3 separate regions of the Mus musculus genome follow, and all the other regions are linked to region 2. Evidence: chromatin contacts called from ENCODE POLR2A ChIA-PET data. All regions are on one chromosome and are shown on one strand. Each heading gives the region's core, a stretch centred on a gene start or an enhancer-like site at or near the end of the contact. The rest is flanking DNA. Distances are from core to core; before and after follow the strand shown. Region 1 holds the start of Suox (sulfite oxidase). Region 2 holds the start of Erbb3 (erb-b2 receptor tyrosine kinase 3). Region 3 holds the start of Rab5b (RAB5B, member RAS oncogene family).

What was found. ChIA-PET counts read pairs that join two places held with the same protein, here RNA polymerase II (POLR2A).
Region 1: POLR2A ChIA-PET joins it to region 2 with 10 read pairs in Patski. The contact joins the promoter of Suox here to the promoter of Erbb3 in region 2. POLR2A ChIA-PET finds 5 or more read pairs at or near these places in 3 of 5 experiments (Patski and embryonic stem cell).
Region 3: POLR2A ChIA-PET joins it to region 2 with 10 read pairs in Patski. The contact joins the promoter of Rab5b here to the promoter of Erbb3 in region 2. POLR2A ChIA-PET finds 5 or more read pairs at or near these places in 3 of 5 experiments (Patski and embryonic stem cell).

What each region holds. Positions count from the first base shown.
Region 1 is chr10:128,672,344-128,675,722 of GRCm38, forward strand. It overlaps Suox (sulfite oxidase), which reads right to left and starts at 1,575. Exons shown (of 4, transcript NM_173733.3): 1 at 1,509-1,575; 2 at 196-259. The coding sequence starts at 248.
Region 2 is chr10:128,588,173-128,591,654 of GRCm38, forward strand. Erbb3 (erb-b2 receptor tyrosine kinase 3) reads right to left here and starts at 1,463. Exons shown (of 28, transcript NM_010153.2): 1 at 1,248-1,463. The coding sequence starts at 1,329.
Region 3 is chr10:128,694,563-128,697,780 of GRCm38, forward strand. Rab5b (RAB5B, member RAS oncogene family) reads right to left here and starts at 1,706. Exons shown (of 6, transcript NM_177411.4): 1 at 1,624-1,706. It also overlaps a transcript of Pmel not described here.

The sequences.
Region 1 (3,379 bases), core at 325-2,824, 84 kb after region 2:
TCAGTCACCTCTCCCTCATTAGTCACCAGTTTGCAATTGGAATTTGGTTTCTTCCGGATGGGTAGGACCAGCGAAATATGGCTTTCTCTTTCCTCCAATACTGTACTATATTATGTGTCAGATAAGATAAATATCTACCAGATAAGATAATTATGAGATAGGCTAGGAGATAAGTACTGGCTTGGGAAAACCTACCTGATGGCCTGTGGAAGCCTCACAACCACGGATCTGTATAGCTGCAGCAGCATCGTGGCAAGACCTACAACAAGAAGATAGATTCTAGGTTTCAAACCAAGAAAACCCCATGTTTGGGAGACCTGAGAGTGCATGGTCCAAATGTGTTCTTAAGAGTACACTTGGAGCACTTCAGAGACACACTGTGCCGAAAGGAATGGGGGTGGAGTGGGGATGGAAAGGTACAGAGGCTTCTAGAAAGAACAATGCCCCAGGCAAAGGGACTAAAGGACAGATTAGAGGTTTGCCAATTTTTTTTCTAATGATGCTGTGTATTGAACCTAAGGTCTTGAGAATATTATAACTCTACCACTGAGTCATATCCTCAGCCCCTATTTTATAATTACTTCTAAATTGAGACTGATGAAAACAGACAAGAGGTGGCTGCAACCTAATGGGGTGAAGGAGCCAGAATCCTGGAAGCAAACTGCCTGGGGTTTGCAAAACCAGGCCTTGTCATTAACCAGCTCCCATGGCAACACAGCGGGCCTCTCTGAACTTGTATCCTCATCTCTACCCAGAGGAACTGATACGAAGAGTAAACAAGTAATAACATTCACTCAGACCTTTCCTCTTTTCTCCCTCCACCCTTCTAAAATAAATACCCCATCTGAGAACTGAACCTCAATTCAGAGTCTCCACCCTGACCTCGTAGTCTATGGCATTCTAGTGATCTCAGCAAACTGAGCAGAGTCAATGGCCAGGGTGTCAGGGGATGGGCTAGAGAAGGAAGTTAATTTTTCTGCTCTCTGTCCTGCTGAGGTGTCTTCCTCACAACCTAGTGCCTCTCTGACCTAGGATGGTCAAAGTGGAGAGTAGTAAGAAGCCGCTGGTTGCTGAGATGCTAGGGATGGGACTCTTACAAATGGCGAAGGAAGATGGAAAAGGCGAATTTTTCTCCTCTTTACGCCTGGGCCACGGGGATCCCTACTCTTCCTGCCATCTACTCTTAATTTCAGCAACCTGCTTTTTACCAGCCCCGTTCCAGGTTTGGGAGGAGCGGCCTGCTAAATACCGAAATGCTACTCCGTGGTGCAAGAGTAGTCCTTACTCTCTGAGACACTTTAGGTAGGAGGGTGTGTCTGTCCAGAATTCGGACAGAACACCAGCCTGCGACCCCAGGAGCACACCGACATCATATATGGAGATACTGGTTCTTTTGCTACTGCTAAGATTTGGAGGTTGCTCCAAGTTACTCCAAGATTTGGCGGCACTGGCCGCCTTGGTCCCACCGTTGCCCTCCCTCCTTTCTCTCCCGGTCGCAGTCCCCTTACCCGGCTGGATGTCGGCAGCGGAACAATTTCACCCGCCCCGTGCAGGGCTAGAGCGGCCCAGAGCGGAGGGGCGGGGCGGGGCGGGGCTCGGCCGTGACGTGTACAGTTTGTGCAGGCGTCCTGACGCCCCTCGCCGGCTCCGCAGCTATTGGCCCCTAGCTTTGCAGCTGCTCTTGACGAGGACTGTCAACTGTCGCCCGGTCGCCGGGTCGCCGGGTCGCCGGGTCGCCGGGTCGCCGGGTCGCCGGGTCGCCGGGTCGCGGGGTTGCGAAGCTGGGGGGCGGGGCGTCGCCGGGTCCTGGATGGTACAGGCCTCTGCCTCCCGGGGACCGGGGTCACACACTGGTGACCAGAGCAGACCGCAGCTCCGTAGGGAATTGTGAGGCACAACTGATGCTCTGTATCTAGACAGTGGAAGGTGACAAGGCCTTGAAAGGTGGCCACGAGAATGGGGACCACATTCCCGGGGAAAACCCAGGGTTTTGTCCCGCGCCTCGGTAGTTCGGTGTTGCAACGTTGAGTCCTAGGGAAAGCAAGGCCAGGAATAACGGCAGAAATGATGCCCAAAATAGTGGCTCAACGATTCCCAGAGTGGATTTCTGAAGTGTGAAAACAGCAATACCGAAAAACCATGTTTTATTTGAGACAAGGTCTCACTATGTAGCTCTGGCTGGTCTGAATCTAGCTTTGTAGACCCTGCTGATCCGGAACTCCGGAGGTAGATTTGTCTGTCTCTGCCTCGAGTACCTCACTTAAAAGCATGCACCAAAGTCTGCGTGATGAATTTTTTAAAAAGCGTCTACTTAAACAAGAAAAAAGGGCAGTTTAACAAAAGTATAAACATTGTAGTCTTGTATATAAAAGGTAAAGGACAATGATAGAAAAATTTGCTATTACTCTTAATCATTTACTAGAGATTGAAATTTTGACATTCACTTTGGGCTCCGGGAACAAACATTCATAGACTGCCCTCTAGAGACCAGAGGGTTGAGCTACAGTCGCATCAACTTAGAACAAACTTTTACATCTGGAAGTTCATCTTTGTCCATTTATGTTTTTTGATTGTTTTTGGTTTTTGTTTTTTGAGGAATTGGGCTAAGAATCCTGAACAGGGAAGTGTACTCAGAAAAGGGGACGTGATAGTGAATAGGTGATATTGACTCTAACGTTTTTGGGAGTGGAAAGGTTTTCAGCCTTTGCAGATTATCATCCGAAAGGTTGGTTCTGTTTTTGTTTTTATTTTTTGAGGCAGGGTTTCTGTGTAGCCCTGACTGTCCTAGAACTTACTGTGTAGACTAGGATGGCCTGGAACTCACAGAGATCTGCCTGCCTCTGTCTCCAGAGTGCTGGGATTAATGTAAAGGGCACATCCAGGCCCTGTTGTTGAAAATAAAGTTTCAGTTGGTGTTACAGTGCCAGAGTATGATTCCAGCTGAGGCCGGCCATGATTGTACACAAAGACCCTGTCAAATATGTACTTGGTATGGTTTCTCCGTCCATCTACTAATGCACCACCTTTATTTTAGGGAGCTACTATCTCCTGTAGTGCAGATGGACCTCTACTTCCAGGTGTTGGGAATACTAGGTGTGTGCCACACACCTGGCTCAACCTCCACAGTCTCTTCATTGCACAGCTGGAGAGACTGAGGCACTGCTGACTTGACAAAGGCCCACAGATGGCAATTAGGACTGGCCTGGAAACTTAAGGGCTGCCTGACTCTAACTGGCTGGCTCTCTAAACATCCTTTCTCACTTAGAACCCTCGTGCCTACAATCAGTCTCTTATGTTTTCATTTTCTGTATTTCAGTCCTTTAGACTATGACAGATTGGAGGGCTTCAAGCAGAAATAAGAAACAGGTCTGGGCAGAAA
Region 2 (3,482 bases), core at 213-2,712:
GATGGAGATAAAGGATAGAGAACTAAACATGCCTGCTCCCTGCCTCTTGAGGAGGGTGGTGGGAATCTTGGACTCTTGGGTTCCTGGTTGGTGGGGGCACAGTCAGATGGGACAGTGATCCAGTCACTCCCCTGGCCCCTCCCACTTCAGTCTCCAGACCACCCCCTCCACCAGCTGGGAGTGTTCACATCTCAAGATCCCAGGGGCTAAATTTAGGCCCAGCAACTGTGGGGGAAGCACAGGTGGTTTCTCCCACTCCCACTCTGGGGAAGGGGCAATGAATGTGCCAACCCCAAACTGAGATCTGGGGATCTGGGAAAGGGGAAAGATCAACAGGACTCTAATGATACCAATTCTAGTGCTCTTCAAGTGTCCATAGTCCCAGAGACACGGAACAGGCTCAGATGGCATTGAATGGGGGAAGGGCAGAAGTTGGGTCTAGGAGCCAGTTCACAGAGTAGAATGTTCAGAAGGTGGGAGAGGTGGCCTTAGATTGGAGAGAGAAAGAGGTCTGATTGTCCTTTCTTCCAGAGCTCCAGCTTAGGGTATATAACCTGGAAATAGTATAGTATGTAATAGATGCCCAACATGTTCACTGAATTAACCTGGGTCTTGATAAAGAGAAGTTGGTTAAGTTGGGGACCGGTTTATCTTATGGGAAAGCAGGCAGTCAGCCTCTGTGAGACCTCTCACTGATGTCACCTGGACTTGGCCCTCAGGTTAATCTCAGCCTTCTCAGGACAGCCCCACTCACGGAAGAGGAGGTGCCATTCTTGTTTTTCCAACATTAGAAAACAACAACTTCAAACCCTTGCATAGCCCCGCCCTGTCGGCAAAACAACGAAACTGGGGGTTGTTGAAACCTGGAATGGGGTGGGGGCCAGGGAACCTGAGAGCAAACGGAGACCCTTTCAAGCCAAGGCTCCTTACGTTTACAGAAGGGTCCCTGCCCACCCTCCTCCCAAGACTCTCAAGTGTGAACTACTGTTCGGCACCAACCAGATCAGAATAAAACCAATTAGAGGGTCGGCGACGCCCTGGGAATAAGGGTAGGCATACAGGAATGCAGTCCCTGACCAGCCCACTCCAAGAACTGAGGCACACGGTCCCCTCCTTGGTGGTCCGAGCAGACCCTGTACCGCACCCCCCAGTTCAAAGCGTCAGAACCCAAACTCCTTGCCCAGGGTCTGCGAGCGCTCAGATTGCGCCCCCAGCTTCCAGCCTGCTGGGGCTCCCGCGCGGCTTACCTGCCTGAGAGTTGCCCATCTCGGAACCCCGGGCCAGGCTGAGAAGGAAACCCAGCACCTGCAGAGTCCCAATCGCACTCATGATTACAGTGGAGGGTGAAGGGAGCCCAGCCGAGTCTGGCCCGGGGCCCCCAAGATTAGGAGGACATCCAGGCGACAGCCACCTGAACAGCCAGCGATTAGGTGGCCGCGGCGGCAGCGGAGGTTGCAAACTGCAACCGGAGCCGTAGTCGGAGTCCGGAGCGGGACGGCAGGGGAGGGTGTCTGTCTGGGAGGGAGGGAGGAAGGGAGGGAGGGAGGGAGTGAAGGGGGAAAGGGGTGAGTCACGGCCGCGCCCCCTCCCGTGCGAGGCTGGAGTCCTGATGGTTGTAGCCCGAGACACCCGCCCAAGCGTGCCCCGCCAGCCCACAGCTTGGCCAAGAGGGTCAAGGAGGGGTCTCACTCCAGCAATTTCCCCCGGAGATGGTTAAGAGGAGATCAAGATTCCAAACGTCCCCAGGCGGGGGAAAGGTAGTGAATGCGCGTAGGGAGAGCGCTCCGAAGCCCAGCCCCCAGAAAGCTGGCCTCGCCCATTAACCAAATCACTCAACTCCCCTAGCCGGTTGGATCACTTGAGGGATTTTTTTTTTCTTTCGGAGTGTGAGTATTTCTATTTTTTCGAGTGGGAGGTTGTTTTTCAGCCTAGCGTTCATGCCACCTCAGTTTCCCCGGGACGCAAAGCCCCGTAACTCATGTACCCAGCTCGGGAACCCGAGCCCCGGAGGCTGCGTGAAATCGCACTGTCTCCGGCCGCTTCCTCCTGCAGACCCGGCGCCGGCTCGGCCTCTCGGGGGGATTTGCCTGGGGGGCGGGGGCGGTTTCCAGCCTGGGAACAGACCCCGGAGTCCGCCTTCCCACTTCTGCCCGGGGAGGGGCTCCCGCACCTGTCGCCGTCCCCTCTGCTGCCCCCCACGGCCTCCCGAGAGAACAGCTGTCTCTGAGGGACCGACCGCGCCGTCCGGACGGCCGCGGTTCCCGCCTCTCCTCCGCGGACCCCAAAGGGCACAGCAACGCTCACCCCGGAGGCGACAGCGAAGAGGGGCGCGGGGAAGTCACCGCACATGACCCCCGGGACCCTGGGTTGCTTCGTCCCGGACGGGTCCGACTGGCGCCCCCTGGTGCCCAACTCCTTACATTTCGCATCCCTTACATTGGCATTCCAAGATTTTGCCCTGAGAATTTATGGTCCCCTCCCCCTAGGCTAAGGCTATCAGCTACACTCCTTTCTTCTCTTTTGTTTATTTTTTGGTTTTGAGACAAGGTCTCATATAGTTCATATAGCTCAGGCTGGCCTCGAATATATTATATGGCTGAGACTGTTGGCTTCCACCTCCCAAGTACAGATGTGCGCCACCATATCCGGCTCTCCTGCTACAATTTTTAAAAAAATTTGTTATCATTCCTGTGTGTATGATCGTTCGCGCTATGATATGCGTATGGAAGCTGGAAGACAACTTTGGGGGAGTCGATTATCGCTTTCCACTTTTACCGGGGTTGTGAGATGGAACTCAAGTCAACAGGCTTTCTCTGCAAACCCATTTAGGTATCTGTAGAGGCCAGAAGAAGTCGTTGAATTCCTCGTAACTGGAGTTACAAATTATTGTGGGCTGCCATGTGGGTCTAACCCTGGTTCTTTGGAAGAACAAGTGCTCTTAAACACTGAGTCATCTTTTCAGGTTCCCCCATACCTCACCCTCTTGCAATGATTCTTTAAACTTGCTAATGAGCCGAGCATGGTGGCACACGCCTTTAATCCCAGCATTCAGGAGGCAGAGGCAGGCAGATTTCTGAGTTTGAGGCCAGCCTGGTCTACAAAGTGAGTTCCAGGACAGCCAGGGCTACACAGAGAAACCCTGTCTCGAAAACAAACAAACAAACAAACAAACAAACAAAAAACTTGCTAATGTATGGATGTGTTTATCCACTCTTGGCCTTTGTGGACCTCCTATGTAACAGTTTCACTAGTAAAAGCAATTAATGGAGGTAAGCTGAGGCAGGAGATCAGCACTTTTAACAACTTATCATCCTGAAAAACTTAGGGAAACACTGTCTCAAAATAGAAGCCTGGAAGTAAGGCGGGTGTTTGCCTAGTATTCCTGAGCCTGCAACTTCCGTCTCTGGTACCCAGACCCAAACCCACAAAAGGATGTAGGCTAAGGATATCACCTTATCTCTTCAGTAACGGAAAGGTGGGTC
Region 3 (3,218 bases), core at 456-2,955, 110 kb after region 2:
TGTGGTAAAAAAAATAAATAAATTCAGTGATCACTAACATTAGTATAGAAAGGAAAGAGGAGGAGGAAGAGGAGGTAGAACCCTAAGGGAGAAACCAATAGGGTCCAATCTATAAAAAATTTGACAGGTTAGCAAACCCCTCCCTCTATATGTGTGTGTGTGTGTATATATGTATGCATACATACACACACACACACACATGCCATGTTTGAATACCAAACAGCCACAAGTTATCCTCTGACATTGTGGCTCACATATGTATGCAGGTTATTACATATAATATAATTTAAAGACTTCTTCATTCTCTATAATCCATCTTTCTAAATACCTCAAGGTTTGACCTAAATAACTAATCTCACACACACACACACACACACACACGTTCCTGAATAAGTGGGCAAAGAAGAAAGGATGGTGCCAACCTTCTGGTAGCTAACCTCTCAATTCTTCCCCAAATCCCTTCAGGGATATCACCTCACAGTTCCTGGCGTGAATAGTCTGTCCCATTAACTATCTAGGAAATGCTCAAGTGCAAGTCTCACAGAAGTTTCAATAAACATGGTCCTTTTTTTTTTTTTTTTTTTTTTTTAATGGCTGGGGATTGCTTTGCCCCTTTCCATGCAAATGACAGAGTTCCTCAAATCTAGGTTAAATAAGCGTAGTCACCACAGATCACATTATGAAGTGGGAAAGACTGAGCAAAGCACTCCCAAATTTTCTTAGTTCTCTCACAGTAGATGAAATAGGAAAAACAACGAATACAATAGCAAACCTAAAGGAAACAGGAGTGCAGTCATGACTAGCTATGAGGTCAGGGTAAACTAAAGTGGTGTGTGTGTGTGGGGGGGGGGGGCTGGACGTAGAGCTGCCAGGCGCCATGGAATAATACATAATTTTACCTTTGTCTTCATTCCCTATTCCTGAAGTACCCCAAAACTTCAAATCACCACACCCAAGCACTAAAGGAACAGAAGAGTAAGGAACTTCCAAGATACTGAGCCTCCCCTCACCATCATTCCAGAAGTTCCCATTACTAATAGCAAACCGTTTCTACTTCCTTCCACTTTGGTCTTCTACATTCTTCATTGACTTCAGTGAGACCAAATCCCTCTCGGCAACACCAGTACCCCTAGTTCCCCTTTCAACAGTCACTTTCCCTGAAAAGAATGCCTCTCTCGGCTAAGAGCCCCAACAGTGGATGTCTCGGGAGACCCAGCCTCGGCTACCCTCGGGGCTGGGCGTAGCACTGTCCCCTCCACACCTCCAGCCAAATGGGCTGGCTTCCCCTCCCTCACTGCCTGGTCTCCGACCCCAGCTCCTCCCTCCTCACCGCGGTGCTCAGAGTCCCGAGGCCGGCCCTGGTCCTCACCGGCTCCGGGTCCCCGCGCCCGGCCCCCGAGCGGCCACCACAGCCAGAACCCAGCCGCCTCCCAACTAGAGGCTCGGCTCCCAGCCCTGCCGATCACCTCCTCAGCGCCCACTAGGCCTGTGGGACAGCCCCTTCGGCCCTCTCCAGGAGGTTCTGGAGCCCTGACGTCGGCCCGCCCCGCCTCTGCCACAGGCCAGGCGGCGCTCCTCTCGGGACCTCCGCCTCTGCCCTTGTGGGCTCCATCAGCTCGGTACCTGGGGCTCCGTATCCCCCGTCGGGCCCAAGCCTGTGTGGAACAGACAAACAGCTGCAGCTCAACCAAACTCCTACCCCCTTCGCCTCCTCCTCCTCCTCCTCCTCGCCGGGGCGGCTCCAGCCAATCGCAAGATCACCCGCCTACCGTGGTGGGTGGGCTATGTGAGCGTCCGCCCGCCAATCTTCTGGAGAAAGGCGGGCTCTGAGGGACTATCACCAACTAGCACAAGTGAGAGACTGGATTGGCGAGGCCGCAAGCCAATACCTACACGAGAAGCCTTGAAGATTGACGGGATAAGTAGCCATTAAAGAGAGAGCTCCTGGGAAAGGGGGCAGTGCATCACTGACAGGCATGTGCGTCAGCCAATAGAACCTCAACACCCGTGACACCCCTCCCCCGCCTCTCGACTCGTAAACATCTAATCAGGTGAGTGAAGAAGGCGGGTCAAAAGGAAATTTTAACCAGTATTGGGAAATTTCCGAATTTGACAGGCAGGCAAGGCTAGTGAAGAAGTGAAGAAGGCTTTTGGTCGGGTGTGGTGTGGCACTCCCAATCTCAGCACAGTGGATTGGGGTGGAGGCAGTTCTGAGTTTGAGGCTAACCCGGGATACTCAGTTTAACAAGACCTCAGTATAAGGGGGATGGGGAGGGGAGTAAACTGGGCTTGGTGGCCCACATGTTTAATCCTAGCAATCGGGAGGATCTCCATGAGTTCCAAGCTACACAACGATGTCCCCCCCCCAAAAAAACAAAAACAAAAAACAATGATACCAGCATTAACCTTCTCTTCTCCCCGTGCCCTGCTTTCTGTGTCAAATTAAGAAAGTAAAGACCCTGCTGGGCATGGTGGTGCACGCCTTTAATCCCAGCACTGGGAAGGCAGAGGCAAGGCGGATTTCTGAGTCTGGCCAGTCTGGTCTACAAAGTGAGTTCCAAGACAGCCAGGGCTACACAGAGAAACCCTGTCTCGAAAAACCAAAAAAAAAAAAAAAAAAAAAAAAAAAAAAAAAAAGTAAAGACCCAAAACCAGGAAATTAAACAACTTTTATCTTGTAAATTCTTTTTAGTGGCGCACTAGAGAACAGTAGTTTTGGGGTGAATTGCCATGACAACAGAAAGTGGTAGTCTGAAGACACTTTAGCCTCCTAAATATTTTCACATTGATATTTTCTGAATTGTTTGTAAATGTGAAAAAACATTTAGACAACTTTGCTGAGGATTTTTTTTTTTTTTCGGTACTGAGGATTGAACCTAGGGCCTAGAGGCAAGCTAGAGAAGCATACACTTCCGGTAGAAGACCCAAGGCCTGTTCCCAGTACCACTGCTCACAGCTGCCTGTAACTCTAGGAGAGATGATATGCCCTCTTCTGGCCTCTGCGGGCACTTGTGGCTCACATGCACACACAATTTCAAAACCAGACCAAACAAACAAAACTCTACACAAAATGGTGAACACTTCCTGGGAAATGGAGGGTTGAGACAAAGGCCCCTGAAGCCCACTCAAGTTGCTGCTAAAAGAAGGAATTGAAACAGTGTTCTGTATTGGTGTGCCTGTGTGAGTAGGGGAAAGTTGGAAGGAAGCTCTTCAGTTTC